Regions from separate parts of the Homo sapiens genome. Here regions 1, 3, 4, 5, 6 and 7 are each linked to region 2. Evidence: chromatin loops called from intact Hi-C (ENCODE). Cell type or tissue: dorsolateral prefrontal cortex. All regions are shown on one strand.

Region 1 (4,000 bases), 120 kb after region 2:
AGGTAGTCCCTGAACTATGTGGCCTTCCTCGGGAGTCACACACAGTGAGTGGGAGCCAGGGGCATCCCCAGGCTGAGGGGCCAGGATGCTAAGCACAAGGGCAGCAGAGCCACGGCTGGTCCCCATGGAAGGTGGGAGCAGAGGAGAGCCCCGTGGCAGGCCTCGCCAGACTGAGTGGAGCCACCCACAGCATGCAGGTCCCTAGACCACACCAAGTGACCCATGGGGCCCATGGTCTGTGTGGTGGGGAGGCTACAGATTCCCCTATCCTCAGAATGCACCAACTAGGTTCCGGGCACAAGATGAGCACCAAATATCAGCAGACAGATCCCCAAGCATCTGCCTGGCATCCCTCCTCACTTGCCTCAATCACCCAGGCTCAACCCCAAGAGGCCATGAGCTCGGCTCAGCTTGGGAGCTACATCCAGGTCAGTGTGTGGGCAGCAGACAGAGGAGGGGGTGCAGTGAATGCACAGGCAAGAAGGATCATTGGGCAGGATGTGGAGTCGATGCTCTTTGACTTTGAGGGCCCTGCCTACTCCGGCTGTTTCTCCTGGAAGGCTGGGCAGTGCTGGCTCTGGCCTCCTTGCTCCATGATCCTGAGAACCAGCTCTCAGGGATGGGCCAGATGGCAGGTACTTGTGTTTTGTGTGAATTTAGATCAGAGACTCATAAGCCACTGCAGCTGGTTGGCCCTTAAAGAGGCAGCCCAACCCCTCATTCAACAGAGGAAGAAACTGAGGCCCAGAGAGGTGATATTCACGCCCAAGGTCACCCAGTCAGTGGGCAGGGGAGCAAGGGTTTGACTCCACCTCTGGAGCCTAGACTCTGCACTTCCCTGCTTCTCTCCCTGTGAGGGCTGTTTGTGCCCTAAACCGCCAGGTCCTGGAAGGCCTCTTGTGTGACGACAGTGCTTTAAGGCAGGATGGTGCAGTGTTTAAGAGCACAGGCTGCAGAGACCGACCTCCTGGATTCAAATCCAGGGATTGACATTAGCTGTGCCATCGTGGGCACATTTTCAAATCTCTCTGCCTCAGTTTCTCATAGATAAAATGGGTATGATAATAGCACTTACCACCCAGGGTTGCTGGAAAGATTAAATTGACAAATCCTTGGGCTGGGAGCAGCCTCTTTTGCCAACACCTATGTCTCACTGCACAGTTGATACTGCCCCTCTGCTCCCTGCCTGTAGTCAAATCAGCTTGTGGTCTGTTGGTGGGTTATCAGTGAGGAGGCTGGAGAAGCCTGGGCTGGCTGCAAGATCTCTCTCTGTCCTGGGGTTTCTTTCATTGGTGATGAAACAGCCAATCCAATGGTTGGCTCCATGGAGGTACCCCAGGAGGCAGGGAGGTAGGTGGCTGCCTGCCTGATGCCACTCAGAGGACCAGCAAGGACTTCCACGTCCCTGTGCACAGGAGTGCCCTAGGCACAGGGAGGACCTCAGCCACCACCTCCTCCCTGACGCTGGTTCAGTGTCAGGCAGGGTTGGTGAAGCTGTGATCTGCCCGGAGAAGAAGAGGGGAAGGTACAGGGAGACACCTAAGCAGCCCCTTCCCTCTCTCCTAGGGCTGGAGCGAGGGCCCATCTTGGCCTCTGTGGGCCTCTGAGGGTTCCTTCTGCCCTGCTCCTCTCTGGACAAACAGCAGCAGAAGAGGTGAGTTCCCAGGGATACTGCTGTTTCTCAGCTCATGCATGGGGTCTAATAAGCCCTGGGTCCCCATCTGATATGATATCCTCCCCCACCCCTGCGCAGGCAATGGAGGACACAGCTCTGGCCTGAGGCTTGGTGGCAGATGGGGCCACCATGGACCTGACCAGGTACTCCCAGAGAGAAAGAAGTGGCACAGAGTGGGAGGGACGGGGGTGGTGGGGAGACCTCCAGACACACAATGGGTATCAGTTTACTTGTCTGAATGCTGTCTGATAAACCACCATCCTCTTCAACATCTCCTGTGGCTGCCAGAGGAAAAAAAAAAAAGTTCCACATTGGATGTTACCAATAGGTCTTGGCTGCCCCCTGGTGCCAGGCTTCGGGCCTGCCAGTCTGGGGCTGCCGTGCCAATGTCCCTCCCCGAGCAGTCTGGCTTACGTTAAAGGCCTGCTCAATGCCCAAAGATGCTACCCAGTTGTTGTCAAGCAGACACCACCCCTTGATATTAGCCAGAGAACATGACATGGATGCATCCGCAGGCTGTCCCAGGAGCAAAAACTTTGCTCTCTGGGGAGCTGACGGGACAGTTAAGGCCCAAAATAAATATCTCAGCTGTCCTGCCCTGACATTTGGATAGAGTTTCCTTGAAAGGGAAGTTAAAATTCTGACATGACTGTCTTCTCACTGTGCATGGGAGGCCAGCCAGTGGTCGGCACCTCTGGGAGGTGCACACGAATCCCAGCTCCCTTAGCCGTCAGTAACTGAGACTGGCGGACATTTCTCACTTCCCCAGGACCACACCTCAGACTTCCAGTCACAGTGAGAGGTGAGAAGTAAGTTGGAGAAAGGGAGTGAACCTGCTCTGGCCAGTTTCCCATCTGAGGGTGTTTCATGCCAGGCCACAACAGGCCTTAGGGCAGGGGCCAGGGCACCTGGAATCTCTGTAGGTTTTGGCAAGATGGCAACGAGGGTAACAGCGTGGGCTTTGGAGTATGAAAGGCATGAGGGTAAGTATTAAGTCCAGGCTCTGCCTGGGGAACCTGGTGCCCCTCTGGTAACCTCTCTAAACCTCCCTTTCCTCGAGTGTTAAACAGGATGACCACAGGAACCATCTCACAGTCCTGCTGTGAAGATTAATTGAGGCCATGCAGAGCCTGGTATATAGTAGGCTCTTCACAGGTCGTAGCGATCATTATTACTTTTAGACAGAGCTCCAGGCTGTTCAGTCAAGTGGGGAACAGAAATTCCACTGGTCATGTCAACATCCACTTACACCCATGTGGCCTCATCTCTTGGCCAATAAGAAGGTTAAGAGATGGCATCTGTGATCTGCATTTTTGTCCCACCTCACTTGCCCTCCAGAGACAGCAGAGCCCAGGGGAGGTAGCCCTGGTCTGCTCCTCTAGAGACAACCTGGAGGGGACCCAAGGGGCTTACCAGAACTTCAGATTTCACAGCTGGCCTGTAGATGAAATTGGGCTCCTGGTGGACCATGACAGGTTTGGAGATGGTGGACACGCCAGGGCCTCGTGGAGGCTGTGGGCTTGGGCAAAATGTCTAAGGAGTTAGTTTAACAGGGACCCAGGTGAGGTCATGGTGGGGTGGCCAAGGCCAGCCATGCTACTTCTACACACATGCAAATCTACACCCATGCATATGTGAAGCCAGCCTGGTCATTCAACTGCTCGAGGTCCTGGGGTTGTGATCCTCAGCAGAGAGATGAGAAGCCCATTGGCCACAGTGTGGGCTGAGATCACAGAAACTACTGAGCGGCTCTAAGAAATTGGACGCTTGAGCTAGAGCCTGGCTTGGGGGTGCCAGCAGCCAGTGTCACCCAGGAGACACACTTTCAGACCCTTCTCTCAGTGGCCATGGGTGCTATCCAGTGTCCCTTGTCTTTAAGGGCTGTCTCTTTGGCCACAGTTCCAGTCCCTGGACCACAGTGTGAAGCATCTGCTGTTCCTAGTTGGTAGGCACATAGTCTCTAGGGGCCATGGGGTGAAGACCAGTAAGAGAGGCATCCAGGGGAGCTGACGCAACCTGTCTGCTTGGCTCTAACCCACTTGATCTTTTTGGGCAAGATGTATCAAATCAGTTCACAGCCCTGCCCCCAAACCCTCCCCAGTGTCCGCATTGACTACTGAGCTCATTGGCTTGACTCCCAAGGCCTTTCATGAGCTTCTCTAGCTTCCTTTTCAGCCTTATCTCTCACTCCTCGCCACGCTCCTCACACTGCCTAGCTTTAGCCTCAAAAAATGCCAGGCTTTCTTGCCTTGAGGCCTTTGCACGTGCTCTTCCTTCTTCCGCTTTGCCTCCTAGGTCTTAAGTTGGGCGTCACTGCCTTCTGGA
Region 2 (4,000 bases):
CAGAGGCCCTGGGGAGCCCAGAGACTTGTGGAGTGTCAGGGCAGCTCTCCTGCTGTGAATGCAAGCTCCCTGGGAAAGTTCTCCCTAGAAAAAGATGTGGGGGAGGAGCTCAGGTGAAGGACAGAGCCTCCTGCCCGTGGAGAGAAAGTGGGCCCTGGAGAAGCTGCATGAGTCCTCTCCAGCAGAAGGGCCAGAGGTGCACATTAGTGGGGCTCGGGTGGGTCTCATGGTGACATTGGCTGGAGATGCCAAATCCACAGGCGTTAGGCCTGGGCAGGTTCTAGTGTGCGAGTGGGCTAGTTTTTCTAGACTAGCACACAGGAAGAGGGTGGCCTGGCTTGCCTTCCCTCTGAAGCTCAGGACTGAGGCCCAGGACATGTCTCACACCATTGATATGAGTTGGGGACAGATGGGTGGCAGATGTGCCCAATCAGGCTGCATTGACACCTGACTGGCTGGAAGAAGAGCCTGTAAAGCAAAGAGCCCAGTCTTCCTGTAAGAAGGAAGAAGATGGAGGGCTCATCATGCACGTGGGCCAGAAAAAGTGCCAGTGAGGTTGTTCTGACTCCATAGGTGTTCTGGACATAATCTAGGCTGTCACAAAACAGCCAAGCCTGCTGCCAGTTTCCAATCTGGGATCTCAGGGAGGCCCAGGGGCTTGCTGAGTTCCACCTTCCCTCTTTCCCTTGGTTTGGAGACAACTTTCTCCCTGTGGTGAATGTGACACTTAGAACAAGGTGCAGCCCTACTAAAAGCTGGAGCTTAGGTCACTGGGACTGTGTGCTAGGGGAAAGAGGGGGAGGGAAGAGCAGGGCTGTGGCATTAGACAGACTTTGGCTGAAATCTTGGACCTGCCTCCTACTAGCTGTGAGATCTTAGCAAATTACTTCCTGCTATAGGCTAAATGTCTGTGTCCCCCTAAAATGCACATGTTAAATCCTGATGCCCAAGGTGATGGTATTTGGAAGCGGGGCCTTTGGGAGGTGATGAGGGTGGAATCCTCATGAATGGGATTAGTACCCTTATGTAACAAGGCCCCAGAGAGCTCCCTCACACCTTCCACCATGTAAGATTACAGGGGAAAGACAGGCCCTTCAGCAGACACTGAATCCACTGGCACCTTGATCTTGGACTTCCTAGCCTCCAGACTGTGAGTAATAAATGTCTATTGTTTATAAGCCACCCAGTCTATGGTATTTTGTTATAGAAGCCTGAATGGTCTAAGACACCACCCTTTCTGACCCTGTGTCCTCATCTACAAACTCAAAGAAGAACAGTGCTTCTCTCATAGTCCTGCTGGGCCACAGTGATACATGGTACTTCCCTTCTCCTTTTCAGGGGCCCTGGAGTTGAGACAGCTCTGCACATAGCGTGTGGATGGGCCAGACTGCTTCCTCTGCTGTCACATGATGACTAAGGGATGCAATCCTGGAGGCAGAATATCACAAACAAAATTATCACAGAAGTTCCTGCTGGGCTGAGTAGTGCTCAGGTGAACTTCTTTGTCCAGTTGAGGCCAGTGCCATAGAGAAAGGGTGCCCCCAGATGGAGGTAGCACCATCAGTGGGCAAGAACACCTTCGCGGAGGAGGGAGGCTTGGTCGAACTGCCTCTCTATGCCTGGAGCTTTCCAGCCCCTCCCTGGGTTATGCCTTAAGGCTGGGGGTCTCCCTCAGAGTTGGTGGAAAACCTAGGACCAGTGGTCCTGATTTTTCTCTGCCGAAGTAAGTCTTCTCTGTGGCCAGCAGGTGGCGCTAAGCCCTCAGTTCTGTGGGCTTCACACTCACCAGCAGCTTAAGGTCCCTGAGGGGTGGAGGAAGGTTACTCTGGTTTGGGCTCCAAGGATGGTACTGCCAGCAGGTCCTTAGTGAGTCTGGCCTTTCTCCTTGGCCTTAATGGCAGCCAAGCTGAGTCGCAAGAGCCAGCCTCCTAGGATCCTGGGCTGACTCTGAGTAGCTTTCACCCCTTCACCCTCAAAACCAGAAATGGGTCAGCTCTGCAAGGAAGGGAATCAGCGCTGGGGACTGCATGGGTGCTGGGAGAGGGCAGCTTAGAGCTCAGACCAGCAGCGGCAACTTCCTGGCCCCTTGGCCCTGCCTCTGGAGCCGCCTGAGACAGACCCTCACTGATGCCCTGTCTGCAGGCCTCACACTGTAGCAATAACCCTGGCTTTTTGTCCTGTACGCCATCCATCCGTTATTCATTCATTCATTTGTTCATTCATGTAGCACCTACTCCATGTAAGCCAGCCACAGTGCTGAGTCACAGTCCCTGACCTCAGGAAGCCATGGACTTGTGGATGGGGAGACAGACCCCTAAACGTAGGCAAAAGGAGAATGCCCACAGCACAGCAGAGGGAAGGGACCTTCCTTTTCCAGAGAAATCAGGGAAGGTTTCGAGGAGGCATCACTCAGCCTGGATTTTTATGGATTTCAACAGACAGAGATGAGGCCTGGGCAGTCCAGGCCAAGGGAGTAACATAAGCAAGGTCTGGGAGGTAGGAAGCTCAACATTATGTGTCAGGAGGGATAGGACAGCGAGGTACCTAGGGAAGTGGGTGGGCAAGTGCAGACTCCTGGCAAGAAAACAGTGGGCCATAAGGCCGGAGAGGCAGTCACAGCCTGAAATGGCTGCTAAGAAGCTAGCCTTGACCCAGAGGTGATGGGGAACTACCGAAGGTATTTCATGATGAGGGTGGGGGGTGACCCACCCTTCTAAGACCACCCTGGAGGCTGTGTGGCAGATGGACTACAGTGGGTGAGATGGAGACAAGGGGACCAGGTCACAGGCATTGCCACAGCCCCTAAAATCGTGGTCTCAGCTAGGAGGGGACACCGTGTGGAAAGAAAGACCTGGCAAAGAAACATGACCAAGGGCAAAATAAAAGCACCGTCTCTCTTTAACACTTGTTTGGCCGTTTCCTCAGCATGTAGCTGATTCAGCAGCAATCACAATAGTTAACATTTATTGAGCACTTACTGTAGACCAGGCACTTCAGCATTTTACATATTTTTCATTTACTTCCAAAACAATTCTATGAGGTAGGTACTATTAGCATCCATGTTATAGAAGAGGCAACTGAGACACAGAGAGGCTAAGTTACTTGACAAAAGTCATACAGCTAGAGCCAGGATTCGAACCCAGGCAGTTGGCTCGAGAGTTAGTGCTCCAATTACTACACTAATGCCTATGACACCTCTATACCTCTCCCTGGGCACTCCAGCCTTCCAGCAGGTCCCTGGGAGTAGAGACAGAGCCCAGGGCTGCAAAGCCTGGTGAGTGCCCAAAGGCTGAGTTGGCCAGACAGGCTGACAGGGCTGGGCCACCTGAGACAGGAGAGGGGAAAGTCCCCCTGAACTGGTGGAAGAGGTGCCAGCCTTCCGTCCCTCCCCTGCCCTCCCCGCTAGGGTCTATGGCGCCTCTTGAAGGGGGTGGCAGCTGCCAGTCCCTGCCTCCCTTCCCACCAGCATGCTTGCTGCCTCCCCAGCAAGAAAAGCCCAGAGTTTAGGTCATGAGGGGGAGGCTTTATTGACAACGGAGAAGGCAGAGTTCTAGGCAAGTTCACACAACACTGCTCCAAGGGTCCAGGCACGGGTCAAACCCGTCAGGACCAAGGGCCTCTTCACCTCAGGGACCTCAGTCCCTCCCACCATCCTGAACCTTCCCACACCTTTTCCAGCAACCCAAAGATATCCACCCCCAAGCCACCTTCTGGACAAAGTGAGTGGCAGCCACTGTTGTGGAGCCAGGACCAGAGTTGGGTCTGAGGCCTAATCATGTGTGGTGGGCACAGTACCCCCTCTCCTCAGCCTCTGGGGACAGGCAGGAGGTAGGCAGGGGCAGCAGCCCCAGCCCACAGAGCCCTCACTGCACGAGGCCGATGTGGCAAAAGGCAGGAGCCCTGGCATCTCCTCCTCCCTGTGCCTGAGCGGGGCTCTACAAAGCCGAGCCTCCTCAGGTCACCTTCCCCTGCTTCCTCCCCTTCCAGACCTGAAACTGGC
Region 3 (4,000 bases), 340 kb after region 2:
TGTCCGCCCTTGGTTTGGCCCTGCATGTTGCAGACCTCATCTCCTACCCACCCGTAATTACCCCCCCAACCAGGACAGGTCTGGGCCCGGAACTAGAGCCTTAGGCTAGAGTTAGGGAGGGGGCGGCTACAGGAATTGGTGTTCGGGCCTCGAGCCGTCCCGCGGGCCTGACTCAGTCGCCCTTGCTGTTTGCAGATGGACTACAGCGGCCCCCCGAGCGGCGCCCGGCGGCGGAACTGCTACGAAGGCGCCTACTACAACGAGGCGCCCAGCGGTGGGTATTCCGGGCCTCTCCCTGCTCGCTCCTCCTCCTTCATGGAGCTGTCCTGGCCTCTATCTAGGACGCTCCCACCCCCACTCACACACGCCTATGTCCTGGGAAGTGGTGCAGGAGATGAAATACTAAGCAAGTAGCTCCCTGTCTTTTGGATTGTCCCGGACTCTAACTAAAGTCCTCAGTTTCCAATCTGTCTCAAAGTACTGGGCCCGGGGGTGGGAGGCTTGTCGCGGCCCCACCCCTGCTTACTAACCGAGCCCTCCCCGCGCAGAACCCAGGCCCGGGAAGAGTGCGGCGGTGTCGAGCCTAGACTGCCTGTCCAGCATCGTGGAGCGCATCTCCACCGAGAGCCCTGCGGCGCCCGCCCTCCTGCTGGCGGACGTGCCTTCTGAGTCGCCTCCGCGCAGGCAAGAGGCTGCCGCCCCCAGCGAGGGAGAGAGCAGCGGCGACCCCACCCAGTCACCGGACGCCGCCCCGCAGTGCCCTGCGGGTGCGAACCCCAACCCGATATACCAGGTGCTCTGAGGGGATGGTGGCCGCCCACCCGCCCGAGGGATGGTGCCCCTAGGGTCCCTCGCGCCCAAAAGATTGAACTTAAATGCCCCCCTCCCAACAGCGCTTTAAAAGCGACCTCTCTTGAGGTAGGAGAGGCGGGAGAACTGAAGTTTCCGCCCCCGCCCCACAGGGCAAGGACACAGCGCGGTTTTTTCCACGCAGCACCCTTCTCGGAGACCCATTGCGATGGCCGCTCCGTGTTCCTCGGTGGGCCAGAGCTGAACCTTGAGGGGCTAGGTTCAGCTTTCTCGCGCCCTCCCCCATGGGGGTGAGACCCTCGCAGACCTAAGCCCTGCCCCGGGATGCACCGGTTATTTGGGGGGGCGTGAGACCCAGTGCACTCCGGTCCCAAATGTAGCAGGTGTAACCGTAACCCACCCCCAACCCGTTTCCCGGTTCAGGACCACTTTTTGTAATACTTTTGTAATCTATTCCTGTAAATAAGAGTTGCTTTGCCAGAGCAGGAGCCCCTGGGGCTGTATTTATCTCTGAGGCATGGTGTGTGGTGCTACAGGGAATTTGTACGTTTATACCGCAGGCGGGCGAGCCGCGGGCGCTCGCTCAGGTGATCAAAATAAAGGCGCTAATTTATACCGCCGTGGCTCCGGCTTTCCCTGGACATGGGTGTGGGATCCGGAGGAAAATCCGCAAACTGGGCCAGCTGTCCCTCAGCGACGCCTGTAGGCGGCAGGCGGATTGCAAGGAGGAAGCCTGCTGCCTGGGGAAGGAAGGAGGGGTGCAAATTTCTCCAGTACGTGAGGAAGTTCCTCTGACCTTGACTACATTACTACACACGTCCGTGGCTCTTATGGAAGGGTACACAGGTTGATATGAGTATTTTTTAAACCCATGTCTGAGCTCGCCCCCTAGATATTCTGATTTAATGTTTCTGCCCCATATACCCAGGGCCAGGTATTGGTATTTTTTTTCAAAAGCTCCCCAAGTGATTCTGAAGTTCATTCAAGGCTGAGAATCATCCCCTCCATATAAAGTGAGTGAACCCAGGTGTGATAACCAGAAGAACCACGGGAAGGTTGTGGCCCAGGCATCACTTGGGGGCCTCGTTGGGTATAGAGGATGTGATAGGGTGCCCACAGCATTCCGAGGAAGATCTAAATGAGTGTAGACATGTGCTGTAAGCTCTCTGGCACTTACAGCCCATTAGTAATAGGTGTAACTGCAAAGAGATAGCATAGAAGGCCAGACAGGCACAGACACCTCTACCCAGCACCTAGAGCATCCCGACACTATCAGATTCCATAAGACAACAGGAGCCCGGATCCTGTGAGCAGAGCGGCATGTGGGCCAGCATCATCACAGATGGCATAGGTACTCTTCATCAGGCTATAAACTCTCTGAGAGCAGAGGAGGGGGCATTTATTTAGCCTGAGTGTTGGGGAGGGCTTCCCGGAAGAGTTGTCATTTGAGCTCTGTCTTAAGAAACAAGAGTAGACAATGTACTCACAATGCACACACACACACACGCACACACACACACACAGGTACCTGTGCCCTCCCCTGGGTCCAAGGCCCCTGAGGGATGGTCTGGCAAGGGTTCTTCCCCACTCACTTACCACCTCCCCACCCCCAACACACGCGTGCCATGAGGACCTCAGGACCTCCTACATCCCACCCCATATATGTTGTTCCTGAAAACCCTACAGGCCCACTTTCAAGGGTTTTGTTTGCCAAGTAGGGGGCCCTCAGGAATGCAGGCAAGATGTGATGCCAGAAGGAATATCCGAATATCCTCATTACCTGTCTGAGGATCCATTCTCTGCTCTCCCCAACACAGGGTGCCTAGGAAGCTGCCCAGAGCTGTTGTGTTACGAATGATCCTCCACTTGTCTTCTGGCCACTTCCCCACATGTCCCTTGGGATTCTTTATACCCTTGAGACCCCCTGGGGTCCATTCATGAATTCATTGATTCCACAGATGCCAGGTCTTATGCTGGGTGAAAACAGAGACTGTTGGATGCAGTTCCCGCCCTTGGGAAGCACACAAACATTTGACTAGGATGGAACCTTTTAGCAGCTGGTTACATCCTGTTGAATTAAGTACTGTACTGGAGGTGCATGTAGCAGGGGAACGCCATAGAAGCAAAGGGGAAGGTTCCCTAACTATTCTGGGGGAGATATAGACAAACAGGTAAACTTTAATGAGAATCTTGAAGGAGTTGGTCAGGAAAGAGGGGCCAAAGAAAGGGGCTACAAGCTGAGGAAACAGCAGGTGCAAAGATCCAGGGGTGAGAGAAAGAAAACTGCCTTTGTGGAACTGCAGGTGCCCATGGGGAGGGGCCAGAGGAAGATGGAATGGCAGAGGCAGGACCACAATGGACCTCATCTGGACTTTATCTCGAGGGCAGTAGGGAGCCACACAGGAATTTAAACAGGGGAAGGATACAAATAATTCTGTATTTTAGAAAGGCCAGTTTGGGCTAGCAGAATAGGTAGGAGAGAACAAGACTTGAGACAGGGAGATCTTTCAGGAAGCCACTGGGGTTGCTTAGAGGAGGTATGACATATCCTGAATTGGCTTGGGCCAAATAATGTGTCAGTGTTGAGGGTACAGCAGAGAACATTGAAGGCACAGTCTCCACCTTCCTACAGCTTAAAATCCACTGGGGAAGTAACCGTGAGATGAAGAACCAAGTGAATAAATACAATGTTATAAACGATGAGAAACACCGTAAGGAAAGGCAACAGGTGTAAGCAGAGGTGGTAATGCGGAGTGAGAAGGCAAGCAGGTCGACAGAGGAGGCAGAAGTTCTGCACCAAGGGAAGCAATTCTATACATGAAGAGGGTCCCAGTATCCTAGAGGGGGTCTGTGTGTAATTAGAAAAAAGTACCCCTTCTCTCCTGGGGCATTGCCCTGCACCAGGGATCATGACTAGGCAGGCAGAGAGCAGGCTGGACTTCAGCCCCCACTCACCTCCTCAGCTGGGTGCACTTCTGTAGTGACAACCTGCATAACTTCACAGTGCCTTGTGCGTGTAGGCCCTAGAAAGTGTAGAGAAGGGAGGAGCCTTGGATGACTCCAGGCTCTGGTTTGCTTCTGACTTGAGGCCGTGATTTGCTTCTGAGTAAGTGGTGGTGCCATTACACAGATAGGGACCTCAGGAGGAGAAGCAGGTATGGTGACACATCTAGTGTAGAATACTTCGTGA
Region 4 (4,000 bases), 220 kb after region 2:
TTTTGTGCACATACATATGCGTACATAGATATGCATCCATAGATATACTCCTCAAGTAAAATATGTAAACAAATTTAAAAATTAATATTTAAAAGATGAAAGAAAATATAAAGAAGGCTAAATTCTTCATTGATTATTTTTTATTTATTCCCACGCACCAAAGGATTTTCCTCGTGCAAGCACCTCACCTTGGGGTGCGATGGCCATTACACAGCCTTGCGCTCTGGGGTCAGACTGACTGAGTTTGGCCCCAAGCTCCACTGAGTTGGCCTGGGACATATTCCTCACACTCTGAGTCTCTTCGTCTGTAATAGAAGGGTGAAGATAACTGCTTCTACCTTGTAGGGTACTGTGAGGTTTAAACAAGGCATTGCATGTACAGCACTTGGCACAGTGCCCTGTGCTAATGTGGGGGTTGTTGTCATTTTTTCATGGACACCCGGTACTGACATGTCCAGAGCCCTGAGGCCTGCAGGCAAGACGCCAAAGGAAGAAGGTGGAGCAGAAGGACACTTGCTGAGGGTCCACTGTGTGCCAGGCCTTGTGCCTATGTGCATTACTTCATTTAATATGCAAGACTAGGGGGAGGTGATTGAGGTGCTTACCTGGGGTACAAAGTTTCAGGGGGCACCAAAAATGCAGTAATCAAGAGAAATAATGTTTCAATATAATATTTCTGTAAAATAAAAATTGCTGTAAAAATACTGTGATGAACAAACTATCAAAGGATCAATAGTATTAATGTTTCCTTTTGTCTCAGTCTCTACTCTGGCTCAGTGGGAGACTGTTAATGATCTTGTCTTTATTTTTAAATTGTAATATTTTATTTATCATGGATATTTTTGCATTAATTTTGATGTTTTAAAAATATTGCATTAAGATAGTATTTATCTTGATTACTGAGATTTTTGGTAGCCCCTTAAATTTCACATCCAAGATGAGCACTTTGCCTTACCCTGGTCCAGGCCCTGGCAGGTCTATGGGGCAGATGTACGTAGCGGTCCCACCTTAGAGGAGGGCACTAAATTTCACTGACGTTAAGTAATTTGGTCCAGTATGCACAGCTGATGAGTGAGGGAGGTGGGATTTGAACTCAGGTCTGACTCTAGAGAGCTGGCTTTTTAATGACTCTTCTCGGCTACCACCCCTTGACTGGGTATACCCTGGAAACCAGAAACTTGGAGATTTTCTAATTTTCTGGTTCAGCCTTCTGAGTCTGCAGATGGAGGGAGAGGCAGGCACGTGCCCCTAGCCACATGGCGGGCCTGTCTCCTGACTCCTAGTGTTCTTTCTGGAGGGTGACCCCAGATGCATTGACCTTGTGGTCTGGGGTGTGCAGTGAGTCGGTGGCTCTCTTCAGACCGTGCCTATGTGTGAAGCATGCTGCTCCTAAGCTTTATCCCAGGTCTATCCGCCTGGCTCCTCATGGCTTTGCTGCTGGCTTTAGGGGTCTCCTGCAAGGTCCCAGGCACACCTCAGTGGACTGAGAATCTGCAGCTGAGGGGCTAGGGGAACAGGGTGTGGTGCTGGGGATGACCACTAGAGGGCAAGCTGAGCTCACGCTTGCGGGAGCTTCTCACAGCTCGGCTGGTGGAAGCGCCTCTGCAGTGCAAGGGGCTTGAAGAAGCCGGGGATGCTGGGGGCTCCCGGTCCCCTTCCCACCGAAGGCTCTTGGAAGACCAGCCTCCATCTTGTGCTTGCATTCCTCTGGGGGCCTTCCGCAACATTTCTGATTAAAACTCCCACTCCTTGGTTCTAATCCTGCTCTTTGGCGCCACACAAAATACACCTGCTTCTTTTCAACATTCATTCGTTTGTTCATTTACTTGACACATCGCTGAGGTGCCTACTGTGTGCCAGTCTTTGAGCCTCGTGCTGTCGGCCCAGAGAGGAGCCATTCTCTTTCCTCCACTTAAGACATCTGCATCCATGACCATTCCCAAATCTTGACATGTGGGAGGCAGGCCAGGCCCAGCACTTGGGGAAGAAGGGAGGCTGGGATGCTGGGAGCCTTGGCTCTGTCTGTCTGTTCCAGGCTCTGGGCTGGCTCTCAGGAAGTTCCTGTTCTCTCTCTTTCAGCGTATGACTGTGACTTCTTTAACAAAGGTAAGCCCCTCCTCCCCACGCAGAGTCTCAGGGGCTCAGGCACTGCCAGCCCTGTCCTGACGCCACACAGCATCAGCCATCCCGAGGCGCTGCTGGCCCTGGAAGAGCCGTGACCCGGAATGGGAGGGCCCCCATCATGCAGAGAGAGCCCTGACAGTGAAGGGCCCAGGGGTGTCCTGCACCTCTATCCTCAGCAGTTCCTGCAGCCCCTGTCCGGGGCCCAGGCAGGCCAGCTCCCGGGGACTGTGCTCGGCAGGGCAGCCCCACCAGGAAGGAAAAACCCCATTCTCACTTATGTGCCAGCTCCTCCGCCTTCATAATCTAGCTCATCAGGCCCACAGAACATCACCTTGGGTTCCCCGAAGATTAGCTTTTGGCAAAAGCAGACACAAACTGCCCTTTCTGACTATGGGTGGAACAAAACATGTGGCCTGCCACATTCATCTTCAAACTCAGCCAAGGTTGCAGGGTTCCGGGAGATGCTCTGACATTTAGATTAACGAGGGTGAAAACACAGGTCATAACCAAAGACCCAGGGGAGGTTAATGTCCAGTTTAGAGCCAATTCATCAATTTAATCACTGGGATTGGGTGGGTGGGGTAGAGAAGGGCTGCCCAGGAGTAGTTTTTAGCACCGAACTTCATCCAGTTGGGCCAGGGTCAGACCTTGGTAGAGTGAGATGCTCATCTGGTCCTCAGTGCTGTTCGCCTTTGACTTCCAATCCCCGACCCTCCTCCAGGGACTGTGCTGCCAGGAGCAGGCCTATGTGGGCAGAGGCCCAGACTTTTTGTCCTCAGTTGCCTGCATTATCAGATTTTGGCTTGACTGTGGTGGGTGAAGTGGAAAGGAGAGACTGGAGACAGGATACCATCTGGGGGCCTGCGAGATGACGGCCGGACCAGGGTGTAGCATGAGCATCCGCAGGACTGCAGTTCTGCCAAAATGCTAGTCCCCAGGGGCTCTTGACAGCCCCAGACCTTCAATTGGTAAAGGAATGAGCCTGCAATGGGGGAACTGTGGTCCCTGGGGCAGACAGGATCTGTCTGACATCAGGCAAGGCATTTCAGCAAGATGGAGCTGTTTCGTTTTCTCTCTTCCATGGCATTTTGGGTGGCAGTAACTGGCAAAGGACAAGCTGTTTCTAGCATCTTCCACCTACCCACCCACCCACTCACCCATCCTTGCTCCGTTCTACTAGCATTTGCTCTGGTCCGGGCCCGCCAGGTGTTGGGAAGTCAGTGGTCCCTGAGTCCTGCCACAGCGGTGTGTGGAGCAGGCTCACGCCGCCTCTCTAGCACCTATTGTGTTTCTAACTCCACATTCAGTTGGTAGTTTCCAGTTGACCCCTGGTGGGAGTGTTTACGCCATGGAAATCCAGAAGCCCTACAAACCACTTTTTTTTGTTTGAGATCTCATTGTTAGCCATTTGCCAGCACAGCCAGCACTGCTTGTCTCCCATCTAGTGGGGGTGACAGATGTGGGCCTCCCATCCAGATCCTCATCCGAAGAGCTGTAACTGGTGTGTGCCATGCTCCAAGAGCTGGTGGGGCACAGAGGAGGAGGGACAACATTTGCATGTGGCAGGAGAGGGTGCAGGGAGAGCTTCACAAGGAGGTGACATTTGAGCTGGGCCCCAGAGGTTGAGTAGGCGTTTGTCAGGCACAAAACGGGGAGGACTACTCTGAGTGGGTGGAACGGTGTGATGAGATGTGAGCTGGGAAATAACACCACTGCTCCTTCCAGGAAGAGCAAGAGAAGTTCAGCATGGCAGGAGCCAGGGCGTGGGGGGAGTGGGGGAGGTGGGCAGGGGCTGAGGGCTGAAGGGCTTCTGAATTCAAGCTGGGCTCTTTAGATTCTGTCCTGAGGGCCATGGAGAGCCACTGGTGCGTCCCAC
Region 5 (4,000 bases), 140 kb after region 2:
TTCCGTCCCTGGGGATGTGTCTGCACCAGCTGGGCCTGGCCGAGGGCTGCTGCCCCACAGCGGTGTGCTGGCTGCCCTGGGAGCCTGTGTGAAGCCCCTGAGGGTGCATCTCTAGAGCAAGCCCTCCCTTCAGGACCGGCCACCCCTCCTTGAAGATGACCCCACCCAAACCCCATCACAGGAGGTCTGGCCCTTACCCCAGATTCCGACACAAACTGATCCACATACTGCCAAGTGAGGGGCTCATCAGGAGAGCTGATGGGAAGGGAAAATAGATGGGAGGGTGGTTAGCGAGAGACGTTTGAGGAACCAGGCCCCACATCCAGATCCACCATGTCTAGAGCCTCCAGCCTCCACTGGCCCAGAAGCAGGGCTGGCATGGTGGGAGCCGGACCCCAGGGCTGTACCAGGATCCTGGGCCCACAGGGAAGAGTTGGCCTGCAGAGGAGGGGCCTCTCACCTTTTCACGGGGATCAGGCCGATGTCTGCGGGAGAAAGGCACAGGGGTTAGGACAGCTCCCCCGCCCTCCCTCCCTCCCACCGTCATGGAGTACTGACCTGCTCCCCCGCCCTCCCTCCCTCCCACCGTCATGGAGTACTGCCCTGCTCCCCCGCCCTCCCTCCCTCCCACCGTCATGGAGTACTGCCCTGCTCTGGCCTCACTCACGTCTCACTTTGATGGACACAGTTTTCTTGGTTCGAATGAGGTTGATGACCTCCTCATGGGTACAGGAGGAGATGGAATATCCATTGATCCGGACGATCTCGTCCCCTACCTTGACCACAGAGAGAGGCAGGGAGCACCAGGTGGAGGGAGCATCAGGCAGTGGGGCAGACTCACCACCAGATGCTCCCGGACTGCTCTCCGGAAAAGGGAAGGGTGGCTGTGCCACCCCCTGGAATAAGCCTTGATCTCAACCAACCCACCCTCCATCAGCCCGGGGGATCCCAGGTTCAGGTGGCATGTCCAAGCAGTCTTGTCGCCCCATTTTACAGATGGAGAAACCAAGACAGGGGTGAGGGGCACAGCGGGTGTGCAGCAGAGCTGGGAGAAGATCTCAGAACTCTCTGCACCCTCACTCTAGTGCCCCTTTCACTCCACTGGGGCACCATCAGATTCTGGATTCTATGCAAAGGGTGACATTTCACTCAGCTTTAAGCTATTCTTACCGGGACTTTGTCCCAACCCACCCCTAGGAAGTTGGCTCCCTATCTCTGTTAATTGCTACAACACTGTAACTGAGTCGGGGTGGGGACCTTCTGTGACTCCTGACCCAAGCTCACATCACCAACACACACACACATATGATTTTTTTTTCCCATCATATGGAAACTTGATGAACATTTTAACTCTGCTGTGGCCCTGACCTCTGAATTCCTATTTTGGGAGCAAGCAAAGAACAGTGAACGAGCACAGGGCTTTGGCATCAGATGTGCTGGGTTCAAATCCCTTCTTTTATTATTATTAGCTATATGACCTTGAGCAAGTCTCTTGAACTGTCTGAACCTGTTTTCCTCGTCTGTAAAATGGGGAATACCAAGGTTGCTGTGAGAATTAAGTGAACTTGTGCATGTAAAGACAGCTAGTGCCTGCCACACAGTAAGCACTCAATACATGATTGCTATTGTTATCATGAGTTAGTCCTGATCCCTGAATACTCAGCTCAGATCTCTCTTCTCAGGGCTTAGGCCACAGTGGATTGTTGAGATGGGCCCTGGGCAGCCAGCCCTGGATACAGAGCCGTGGTGAGATTGCCCCCTGCTGGATACTGCCGGCTCCTCCAGGCACCCCGGCCCTGGGGATCAATTCTGGAGCTCCTCATTTAATAACCACAGGGCAGGAGGAACTCTCAGATAACAGCTGAAGCTGAAGCCCAAGGAAGTGAGGTTTTGTCCAAGGTCACACAGCCAGTAGCTGCAAAACAGAGACTGGCTCCTGGAGAGGTTCCGGTCTGAGGCCAGTGCAGGTCAGCTGGGGGCTTAACTCGAAACACACGTGCTCACCCTTTGGAGACGTGCTGGCACACGTGAGGGATGCAAGCTGGACTCCCTGTGGGTCTAGGTAGGTAGGGGCTGGGTGGACATGCAGCCTCCGAGGGGTCCTCTAGGGCAACTCCTGCCCTCTACAGCATTCCCACAGAGTCACCTTCTCACTATTCCAAGGAACGCTTCCCTCCCACTCCGGGACACAGACCCCAGTCTTCTCAGGGACCTGACAGGAGTGGCCAAGGGCTCAAAATGGCACTGGGGTGGGGGCCCACTAAAGAACTCTCTAGGTTTCTGGGAACATGTAATTCAAGGACAGCGGCCAGACTAACTCCTTCCACCTATTTTTCACAACAACCCTGCAGAGCAGGAATTTGTATCTCTGTTAATCGGATGAGAAAACTGAGGCTCAGAGAGGTAAAGTGACTTGCTCAAGGTTACCCCAATAGTAAACAGTGTCGTGGGATTTGAAGTCAGGTCTCCCTGATCGACAAGTGGTGTCTCTTGGGTGTCTGGAAGTAGAAAAGAAGGGCATCCGGCCAAGCCTAGCTGCAATTCCCTGCATCCTGCCCTCTCTGGATCCTTGCCACCTGTCAGAGCCCTCAAGTCCCACACAAAGGCAGCTGTCCATGTTATGACAGGGAAAACCAAAGCACACAGAATAATTTTCTAGGTCTGGAATATACAGCAAGTTGTATGTCACAGGCTGCCCTGTGCAAGGCAGAGGATGTAGGTTAAGTTAGGATATTCTTGGGGAAAAAAAAACAAAAACCAAGTATCTCCAGCAGGGGACAAGGGCAGAGGGGTGGACCCCCAGGACTAGGTCCTGTGGGAGGGTCCAAGCCCACCACTGGGGACCCAGCCTCACAGGTCAAATCAGCACAGGTCTTTAGCCCAGCCGGGCTGTATCTGAACCTGCTCATCCCCTGCCTTCCAGCATCTTCTTCCAGTTGCCCTCAGGCATGAGATCTCCCCAGAAGCATGAACCCCAGACAGGTCAATGGATGCAGCCATTTTTCCCGAAGCTCCTCTGAGTAAAGTTCCCTGTCTTATTCCTAAAGGGAATTTGCCCAGAACCCCAGTCGGAATGATTCCCACACAGCCCCTGGCTCAGGTTGCAGGATCAACTTTCCTCCCCGTCTCGCCCTGTGTGGAGCCCTGCAAAGGGCCCTTTGTGCAAGGGCCACGATGATATAACGATCTGAGGGACAGCGGCACAAAGGAGAGATGAACCCGTCAGCTAGAGAAAGGGCCGATAATTCATAAGCCTGAGAAACAGCCAGGAAGGTAAAACTGTAGGTCTCATTAAAATACCCCAACGCCCCCAGTCATCGAGGCAGCATTGAGAACTGCTTGTCCTAAGAGAGCTCGCCCTGGAAAAAAGGCGGCCTCAGCTGACGCCAAGAGAGGCGCTCATTATGTGTTTTCTCTGGCTGCATTTCTGAGCTGGAAAATGTGCTGCAGAGGAAAGAAATAATGAAGGGGCTGAAATTTCAGACACCACCAGGGAGCCGTGAGACAGGGATTTAGAACAAAGCGGTGTCTGTCAGCTCCCTGTTTCCACCCCTTACGCCACAGTGTCTTGTACCATTAGCCTTCGAGCCCCTTGAAAGCCCCAAGCTTGGCAGCCTGGATTGGGATGTTGATAACAAACCCGCTGGAAGCTCTTGGTGATGGTGGGAGGGCCTCCTTTATCTCAACACACAAAAACACAGCCCTGGGCTCAGGTAGGAGTGAGACCTGGAGGTCTGCCCATCTCTGCTCAGGCCCTGAGGTGTGGGGACCCCAAAGGAGAGGCACCTGCGTTGCTGAAGAGAGATTTCTGGGCTTGGCAGTCAGGAGACCCAGTTAGTTTCTAATCCTGGCTCTGCCACTTACTGGCCTCTGAGCCTCTATTAATTCTGTAAAATGGGCACGATCCGTTCAATGCATATAGCAAGGACTGCTTGTGAGCATGTGACCTGGCACATTCCAGGCGTTTCTTAAATCTCCCTCTCTCTGTTCACTTACCAGG
Region 6 (4,000 bases), 350 kb after region 2:
TGCAAAAAAAGTTGCATCTGTTTTTGTTGGCATACTGAATGCTTCCAAATAAATGTAACTTATTTTAAATCATTATATAGGTGTGCCGTGCAGTTAATAAAAATATGAAGCTTTTTTCTGTATTTTTAAATATTTGTAGTATATGTCAGCTTCTTAAAATTTATATTTGGTCTTGAGTCCTTTTCTAAGTCTAAATAAATATTCACTTTTGTATCCAACTTTGTATTCTTTTTTGCTTTCTTTTTTTAAAAGAGTGACCCCCAAAACTTCCAGGCTTCAGGCCCTACACACCCTGGACCCACCTCTGCATACTGACCATGCTCACCTGCAGGCTGACACATCCACAGGTGTACATACAAGAGAACTTGCCAGGCTCTCCCTATCAGAGGAGCCGCAGAGGGAAGACCTTTAGGGTAGCCACGAGTCTCCAGCTGCTTCTGGGAGGAGAACTCAGTGTCCTCTGCACAGTCCTGCTGTGAACATGCTTGCAGGAGGGCCTGTACCCACCCAGCCTCCTTACATATATGCACACCTGACCATGTTCACCACAGCCATCATCTCATCTCACACTTCCGCACCTCCCTCCCACAGCCTGCAGGGAGAGGCATCCAGGCCCAGGGAGGGCTAATGCTCTGTCCCCAGGGCCACACTGACACCCTAAGGGACATTGCTGAAGGATGGTAGGAGTCCATGAGGGGGAGGGGGTGTAAGGGCTGGTCACAGAGGGATGAGAAGTGGGCTAGGGAGCCCGAGGGAAGGGAGAAAAGGGAAGAAGAGGAAATGAGGTACCATGTCATTTAATCCTTACCAGACATTGGTCCCTTTATGGATAATGAGGAAATAGAAGCCTAGAGAGGGAATGGGACTAGTTGACGCAGCTAGTGAATAGCAAAAATGGGATTTGTAACCAAGTCTGTCTACATCAGTGGTTCTCTCAACCGGAAGAAATTTTACCTCCCAGGGTACATTTGGCAGTGTCTGTAGACCTTTTTGGTGATCACTGCTAGGGAAGAGGCTTCTACCGACACCTAGTGGACAGAGGCCTGCTAAATATCCTGCAATGCACAGTACAGCACCCGGCCCCAACCCTGGCAAAGGATTACATCTGAGCCAAGATGTCAACAGTGCAGAAGTTGAGAAACCCTGGTCTAGACACCTTCCAAGAGTATTCTTCACCTTGGCCCCTTTCTGGACTTCCCATGGCCTAAGCCATGTTGGTGCCCCTGCCCCAGAGTTTCCAAGAAGGAACAGCTAGCTGTATACCTCGCTGCAGCTCAGCCCAGGTTACCAGGGTCACTGCTCAACCTACAGATCTGTGGCCAAGGTCGCCAATTTCCCACTACGGCATCTCTGGATTCAATCTTCCCTGACCATTGGAGGCAGGCGGTATGGTCTAGGGAGGGGATGTCTGCCACCCCCACGGCTTACCATCAGAGCAGGGTTACTATCCTCAAAGCCTTCTCGGTCAATACCCAGCTTAGGTTAGTTCCCAGCCATGGCCACAAGATGGCACCCCAGCCCACCAGGAGGGCTGAGGCTCTGGGCCTGGGAGAGCAGCATGGAGGATGTGCCAACCTGGACAAAAGCCTAGGGGCTGGACTTGGGCCAGTTCCAGAGCTTAGCAGGACCAGATCTAAGGCCTGCAAGTGCCAGGTGGGAAAACATAGGCCAAACTTGGCTTCAGAACTCCCTTCACCTTTTTTTTAGTCCACTCCCAACACCAGCTTATATTCTAGCCTTTCCTACATGAAGCTTACTGAAGCCCAGCAATCCCTCCTTGGGCCTAAACAAGAGAAATTCTAGAACTTAGATGTTAAGGATACAGGAGTTATTATTATTATTTCAATACAACAGTAAAAGCAAAAAACGAGGCACAGAGAAGTTGAGTAACTTGCCCAAGGTCACAGCTAGTCAGTACTGGAGCTGGGATTTGAATCCAGGCAGTCTGGTTTTAAAGTCTGTGCTCTTAGCCACTGAACATACCACACCACAACTGCTCCCACCCCCACCAGCCCCAGCTACCAAAGACCCTCTGGCACCAGACCACAAGCTTTCTTCTGCAAGGGAGGGGCAAATGGCTGCGAATAGGAGGTGCTGCTCCAAAGTGGAAAAGGAGTGAGGTTTTCAGTCTAGCTGGGGGTCTGTCGTTAGTGTTTGCGAGTGAGAAGCTAGGGAATGGTTAGTCATTCTTCCTCCTATTTCCCCCCAAAACCCTCTGTTTCTCTGTTTTCTGGTTTTTGGTTTTTGTTGATTTCTTCTGTGTTGCCCTCTTGGTTTTCCTAGGCTGTTTGCAAATGCTAGCATTCTCGCAGTGTGAAGGGGAAGTGAGAGAAGAAAGTTTGATGTCCTGTTCAGGATCCACAAGGGAGGCCATTCTTTGGGGCCTGGGCTGGGGGTGTGTCATCAGGGATCAAAGTGAGAATCCTAAAGTGGAACAGTGTGGGGCACATTGGGAACAGCTACCCTCTCCTGCTGGGGAGGCTCCTGTGTCTGAGTTTTCTCTGCTTACCTCTTGGGGGATTTTAGGGTGTAATGGGCTTTAGGGTGCAATGAATACCCTTTCACATTCCTTCTGCCTCCAACCCTGGCCTACCTCCCTCTTTCTAACACATCGTCCAGAGCCCCTAATCACCCAACCTTCTGCCTACCAGGAGCCCCTTGTTTCTCTCTGTCTCTCTGTGCCCCCTCCCCAACTGCCTGGGTCACACTGCAGCCCCCTATTAGGACTCGCCATGGCGTAGTGATGGGGCCCTGCACTGATTCCCTAAAAAACCCTGGGTAAGTCCCTCCTCCTGACTTGGTCTCCATTAGGTGTTCCAGACTCCCACAGTCTCTGCCACTTGGGTTCTAGGATCCCAGCCTCTCTCCTAGCCTTTCTCAAATCATCTGGACCTTAGTGAGGATCTACTGTATTCTGGGCACTCTGGAGGGAAGCAAACAAGAAGCCCTGGAGGAGCTGATGGTCCTTTTATGGAGATCAGATGAGCTATGGAGAAGATCAGGAGCCATACTCTGATCCCGTGTGGTTCTGCAGGTGAAGAGAGAGGTGAAGTCCTGGAACCCTATGGCTAGTAGAATCCCAGAAGATTCTTGGGTGAGAAGAGGGGCTGGACATCTGGGTAGAAAGAAAGGAAGGTTTGGAGAGGCTGCTTTCTTGTCTCTCCCCATCTTGATTTCTCCCAGCTGTGTGTGTGTGTGTGTGTGTGTGTGTGTGTGTGTGTGTGTGTGTGTGTATGTGTCTGCCTCTGTGTCCACCTTTTTCTCTTCCTTCTGGATTCTCCATTTCTATTTCATCTTCTACCAATGTTGGGACAGAATTTCCTGAGAACCCATGTCCCGGGGATCTGAATATGGGCCAGGATGGGCCACACCAGGCCGGGCCACACCAGGCCAGGCTTCCTTGTGGTTAGGAGATGGGGACTCACACTGGTCAGGGTGAAAGGGACACTCAAAATCACTCTCATCCCTGCATTACTCTGAGATTGAAGGGGAAACAGCTCCTATTTAGAGGAATCACACAGATCAATATCTGGAGGGAGGAGGTGCCATGCAGGCCCCAAAATCCAACCCTCTCTTTGTCTCTGCCCAACTCTGCCCATTTCTGACTTAATTTAGCCTCTCTGTCTCTCCCCTTGTCCTATTCCCATCTGTCAATCCTTGCCCTGCCCCTCTCCACCCCTTCAAGCCTTTTACCCACCACACACAGATTTTCCTGTGGCTAGATTGGGATTCCCCTGGCCAAGTAAGGAGAGCGATGTCTGTGGCACAGCTTTGTCCCCAGGCTCACAACGGCATCTGTGGGTCAGGGTAGAGGGACAGCTGTCTGCACAGTTAGAAAGTGCCAGCAGTAATAAAAGCCTCATATCTTCTTAATTAAATCGCCCTTTGCCCAGGCATCCTGTGTTCGATTGGGTTGAGCTGGGATCAATAAGCCTCTTTCCCACCCCAGCCACCCCTGGAGACGGGCCTGACCTCCCCAGTCCTGCCTAGGCCCACCTGG
Region 7 (4,000 bases), 600 kb after region 2:
TCTGCCATGTGAGGCACAGCAAAAAGGTGAGAGTCTATGAACCAGGAGGCAGGTCATCACCAGACACCAAATCTTCTGGTATTTTGATTAGGACTTCCCAGCCTCCAGAACTGTAAGACATAGGTTTCTATTGTTTATAAGCCACCCAGTCTATATCACTTGGTATAGCAGCCTGAATGGAATAAGATAGTCAATTGCTACATTTCCCATAAGGTCACCTTGAGAGGAAGTGGCATGATGAAATAAAATAAGCTTTGATATCAAACACAGCAGGATTCAAGTGTCTGCTTTGCTTTCTAACTAGCTATGGTACTTTATACAAGCCACTTAGCCTCTCTGAGCCTCAATCCTCACCTAGAATGAAGGGAAATGAACCCTACCTTAAGGGGCTACAGCAGTATTACCCTCAGGCTGTAGAGCAGTACCTGGCAGAGCACCTAGTACATAGTAAGTACTTGGCAAACACTGGCTCCCTGCCCTAACCTGATCCCCTTGGAAATTAAAAAAAAAAAAATGTTCTTATTCAACCAATTGTGCTAACTCATGTCTTCAGCATGTCTCTGGCAAGGCCCTGGGCCTGCCCATCTGTGGGGTATAGGACTTAAGAGATGACCCCTAATTCTATCCATTGCACAGTGTGATGGGAAGCCTTGGTCCAGAGAACTGAGGAGGAGAACTGGACAGGGCAGAGGCGAGCAGAAAAGATGTGCACATTGCTTTTGCTGTGAGTGAGAAGGTGAAAAATCATTAAGACCAGGCCCTTGAAGAAATCAGGAAAAAGGCAGACAGTTAACTGCCACTGCCAGGTCCTCTCCCACAGCTGGCTCACTGGCCCTTGTCCCCTGGATCTCCATGGGGCAGCCAGCTAGAGGTCAGATCCATATCAGTTCCTGTTAAGAGCAAGGACTATCAGCTATTAACTCAGGGTGTGTCCTTATGCAAGACCCTTTCCCTTTCTGGGCCTAGGTTCTCCCATCCATACAAAAACAGGGAAGGCCTGGGTGACCTCCAGGGGCCCTTTCAGCTCTGACCTTACTAATTCCGAATGATGACTCTACCAGCCTCATCCCAAGGCTAGCTGGCTGCCTACTGCTGCCATCTGGTGGCCCTGCAGGCCCAGCCCCTTGTCGAATACACCCACTTCAGAGGGTGACTCCTGCTTCTGCTTCAGGTGCACACATGCTACACTTCTCTAGACCACAGATCAATGGGTATTCACAGCCAAACACAAAATCCAAATATAATGATAACGCTTCATCTCTCTAGCAGAGATGACACAGCTGCAGCTGAGAACATGACCTCCCTTCTCAAAGACAGAAGGTAACCTGCATAAGATCACAGAGCTGCCTGGTTCCCAGGCCAGTACACGGTTTCACTTTGCCACAATGCTTAGGGCTGGTGGGTACCTGCAAACCAAAAATAAAGTCAGCCTAGAGCCAAGGAACAAAGCTGTTTGAAGGTGGGGAAAAAACTGCCAGGATTCCTCGCAAACCTCAAGAAATAGTAAGGCATGGCACGTGAACAGGCTGAGCACTGCTTGCAGAAATTAACTGGAAATACAAACTTGGGGTATCCAATGTATCTCCCTAATCTTGGAGGTGATCATTCATAAGAACACCTGCAGGGTCTTCCATAAACCAGGCTCCAAGCCACCACCACAGCCTGGATCCTAGACTAGGCAGACCACCAAATAGTGGGGAAGACACCTGGGGTAGCATTGTGTGTTTGTGTGAGCTTCCCCCTGCCAGACAGCAGCTCCTCCGGGCAGGGTTATATCTTTTCTTCTCTATCTCCAGGCCTCTTAACACCTGGCCAGAGGCGCTCAGTGAATGCAAGTATACAAGTAGATCCTTTAGGTTTCTGCACAACATGGGACCTGTCTATTCTTTGTGGACTCAACTGATCATACCCTTGGCTCTGTCTGCAGCCTTCCTTTACAGTGTAGACCCTGAAAAAGCACATTGTGTGACTTTAACTAGGTCGCTTGCTTTTCCAGGCCTCTATCATCGCACATCTGCAGCATACTAGGGTTTTACTGGATGATCTTCGAAGTCCTTTTAATTCTAAAATGCTAGAATTTGAAACCCCCAGGCAAATCAAGACTGATCTTCACCTGCAGACACAGCCGCTAAAAAATGGGAAAGGGGAAAGTAATCAAACAATGCTTCCCTCTAGTGGTTCAGTGCTGTCATTACACCCTACCTGCGCAGAGACCCTGTCACTCAACTTCTACTCCAATTCACCCTGAACTCTGAATGAAAGAAATCAGCCTGCAGCCAGCAGAGCCCAAGTGCAGGGGAGCGGGAGAGAAAAGAAAGAGGCCAGGCTCAAGAAGCCAAAGAGGCCTCTTAGCCAGTTCCACAATAGTGGAGAAATTATCCATCTTTAGGAACAAATATATTTTGCAACTTAAAGGACCTTTTGTGACCTCCAACTCCCCTCTTCAGATGAAGAAACTGAGGCTCAGGGATATTCAGGAGGGACTTACCCAAAGTCACAAAGCTGACTCATGACCGAGCCAAAAATAGATGGCCACTCTCCTGCCTCCTGCTAAAGTATCTTGCCTCTCTTCCATGCAACCTCCGAATTGAGGCCCGTGCAAGTGACTTGTCAAGGACATATATACATGGGAATAGATGGCAAAGGAGCCAGTCTCTTGCACTGAGGGGTAAGTGATCTTATTAACTTTAAAATAGTATTTATAGGAGCTATAATCAAATTGAAAATATTCAAAATTCATCATAGAAAACAAATTCACTCATAATCCCACCTGGCCCATTTCCTTCTAGTCTTTTCTACAGAAACATTCTTTTTTTCTTTCAACAAATTAGAAGTTACAGTATGGTTAATCATTCTTTTCACTTACTATACCACGAGCGTATTCCTGTCATTAAATATCCTTCTAAAACATTCTATTTAATGACAATATAATATTCCAACATATGGCTCTGCCACAATTTGTTTAACCAATCTCTCTTCAATTTTATTTGTTTCCATACCTTTGTTTTTGTCATTATAAATTAGGCTGCAGTAAATGGCATTATACTTAATCTTTGAATACATCCATGACTATTTCTTTAGGCCAGTTTTATTTTTTATAGGATAGAATTTCAGAGCTGGAATGACCCTTAAAGATTATTATGTAAACGTATTGGCCAGATGGAAGAAAGGGACCAGAGAGTTTAGTGTCTTGCCAGAGGACAAAGAGAAAGCAAGAGAAGCAAGTCAAACTCTCCATCTATTAAAATGTGACCTTCCCAAAGCCCAACCACAATTTCACACCCTTCCCTGACCAACTTCACCCACACTGACCTCTCCTTCCCCTGAAATCCTAGAGCCTGCAGTGTCTGGGTCACTCCTTCGGCCCTTGGCCACAATCTTTTTATTCTTCTACTAAATATTTAGTTGCTCATCCAACCACAAGCTTCCTAAAGGTGGTTCTGGATTTTATATTCCCCTGTATTCTGTAGCATAGTACTATATGCATATAGATAAGCATTTCACAAATATCTGCTAAAGGACTAAAGATACCTATGAATTTCCTTCCAATTGCTTGCCGAAATGTAGTATCACTGTCAAAAGCTGGGGAAAGATGTTTCTTTGAAGGGTAAAAGAAGTTTAGCTGATGAGTTAGAGCTCTCTGAGAAACACAAGATCTGGAATTAGAATAGCAGGCTTGGGGACAAAAGATGGGATTCAAGTTTTAGCTCTGCCCTTCTGTGTGAAACAGGGCAATGCCATTAACGAATTAGGGACTCTTGTGTGAAGTAAGGATAATAATACTCATCTTGCCAACTTCATATGAGAACATGGATGTGAAAGTACTTTATAGTAATAAAGGTGGTCCGTGAGAGTTATGATTGCTGTTGTATTCTCATGTAGCTGCTTCTGTGAATCCCAGAATGGCCTCCTGACCCTCGCTTCTCAGGAACCATTTCCCAGTTTCTACTCCACACACATATCCTTAAAGAAATCTATGGCTGCACTCTTCAGGTAAGAA

The links. Peaks named below come from ENCODE experiments on the same cell type or tissue, not always from the same donor. Only the 100,000 strongest peaks of a DNase experiment are listed, where the experiment ranks them.
Region 1: it touches region 2 in a loop (6-fold over the local background); 109 of 110 quality-filtered maps call a loop at or near these places.
Region 3: it touches region 2 in a loop (3-fold over the local background); 9 of 110 quality-filtered maps call a loop at or near these places.
Region 4: a loop joins it to region 2, with 3 times the contacts of the local background. A loop is called at or near these places in 4 of 110 quality-filtered maps.
Region 5: it touches region 2 in a loop (9-fold over the local background); 37 of 110 quality-filtered maps call a loop at or near these places.
Region 6: it touches region 2 in a loop (2.6-fold over the local background); 8 of 110 quality-filtered maps call a loop at or near these places.
Region 7: it touches region 2 in a loop (5-fold over the local background); 8 of 110 quality-filtered maps call a loop at or near these places.

The regions. Positions count from the first base shown.
Region 1 is chr11:17,502,742-17,506,741 of GRCh38, forward strand. It overlaps USH1C (USH1 protein network component harmonin), which reads right to left. Exons shown (of 27, transcript NM_153676.4): 19 at 3,089-3,208; 20 at 1,906-1,956. Among named protein-coding and RNA genes, the nearest start is that of ABCC8, 28 kb to the left of the region's middle. In dorsolateral prefrontal cortex, CTCF peaks have their summits at 2,013 (motif pointing left) and 2,225; a DNase peak (open chromatin) is centred at 2,040.
Region 2 is chr11:17,382,351-17,386,350 of GRCh38, forward strand. KCNJ11 (potassium inwardly rectifying channel subfamily J member 11) reads right to left here. Exons shown (of 1, transcript NM_000525.4): 1 at 2,898-4,000. Among named protein-coding and RNA genes, the nearest start is that of KCNJ11, 4.3 kb to the right of the region's middle. In dorsolateral prefrontal cortex, CTCF peaks have their summits at 1,758 (motif pointing right) and 1,960; a DNase peak (open chromatin) is centred at 1,751; H3K4me3 peaks cover 1,825 bases; H3K27ac peaks cover 2,006 bases.
Region 3 is chr11:17,720,707-17,724,706 of GRCh38, forward strand. It overlaps MYOD1 (myogenic differentiation 1), which reads left to right. Exons shown (of 3, transcript NM_002478.5): 2 at 196-274; 3 at 549-1,430. The coding sequence ends at 802. Among named protein-coding and RNA genes, the nearest start is that of MYOD1, 3.1 kb to the left of the region's middle. RefSeq lists enhancers at 1-325, 326-837. In dorsolateral prefrontal cortex, a CTCF peak has its summit at 1,522; no DNase peak of the experiment used is centred here; H3K4me3 peaks cover 1,466 bases; H3K27me3 peaks cover 3,154 bases.
Region 4 is chr11:17,597,592-17,601,591 of GRCh38, forward strand. OTOG (otogelin) reads left to right here. Exons shown (of 56, transcript NM_001292063.2): 31 at 2,080-2,106. Among named protein-coding and RNA genes, the nearest start is that of OTOG, 52 kb to the left of the region's middle. In dorsolateral prefrontal cortex, CTCF peaks have their summits at 1,536 (motif pointing right) and 1,739; DNase peaks (open chromatin) are centred at 460 and 1,550.
Region 5 is chr11:17,526,556-17,530,555 of GRCh38, forward strand. USH1C (USH1 protein network component harmonin) reads right to left here. Exons shown (of 27, transcript NM_153676.4): 5 at 668-776; 6 at 461-485; 7 at 198-255. Among named protein-coding and RNA genes, the nearest start is that of USH1C, 16 kb to the right of the region's middle. RefSeq lists a silencer at 2,789-2,992. In dorsolateral prefrontal cortex, CTCF peaks have their summits at 1,767 (motif pointing left) and 1,967; DNase peaks (open chromatin) are centred at 1,746 and 3,376; H3K4me3 peaks cover 318 bases; H3K27ac peaks cover 1,797 bases.
Region 6 is chr11:17,729,703-17,733,702 of GRCh38, forward strand. No RefSeq gene overlaps it. Among named protein-coding and RNA genes, the nearest start is that of KCNC1, 3.1 kb to the right of the region's middle. In dorsolateral prefrontal cortex, CTCF peaks have their summits at 1,510 (motif pointing right) and 1,716; DNase peaks (open chromatin) are centred at 1,059 and 1,549.
Region 7 is chr11:17,977,778-17,981,777 of GRCh38, forward strand. All of the region lies in intron 8 of SERGEF (secretion regulating guanine nucleotide exchange factor), which reads right to left. Among named protein-coding and RNA genes, the nearest start is that of SERGEF, 33 kb to the right of the region's middle. In dorsolateral prefrontal cortex, CTCF peaks have their summits at 1,104 (motif pointing left), 2,170 (motif pointing left) and 2,369; a DNase peak (open chromatin) is centred at 1,094; H3K27ac peaks cover 313 bases.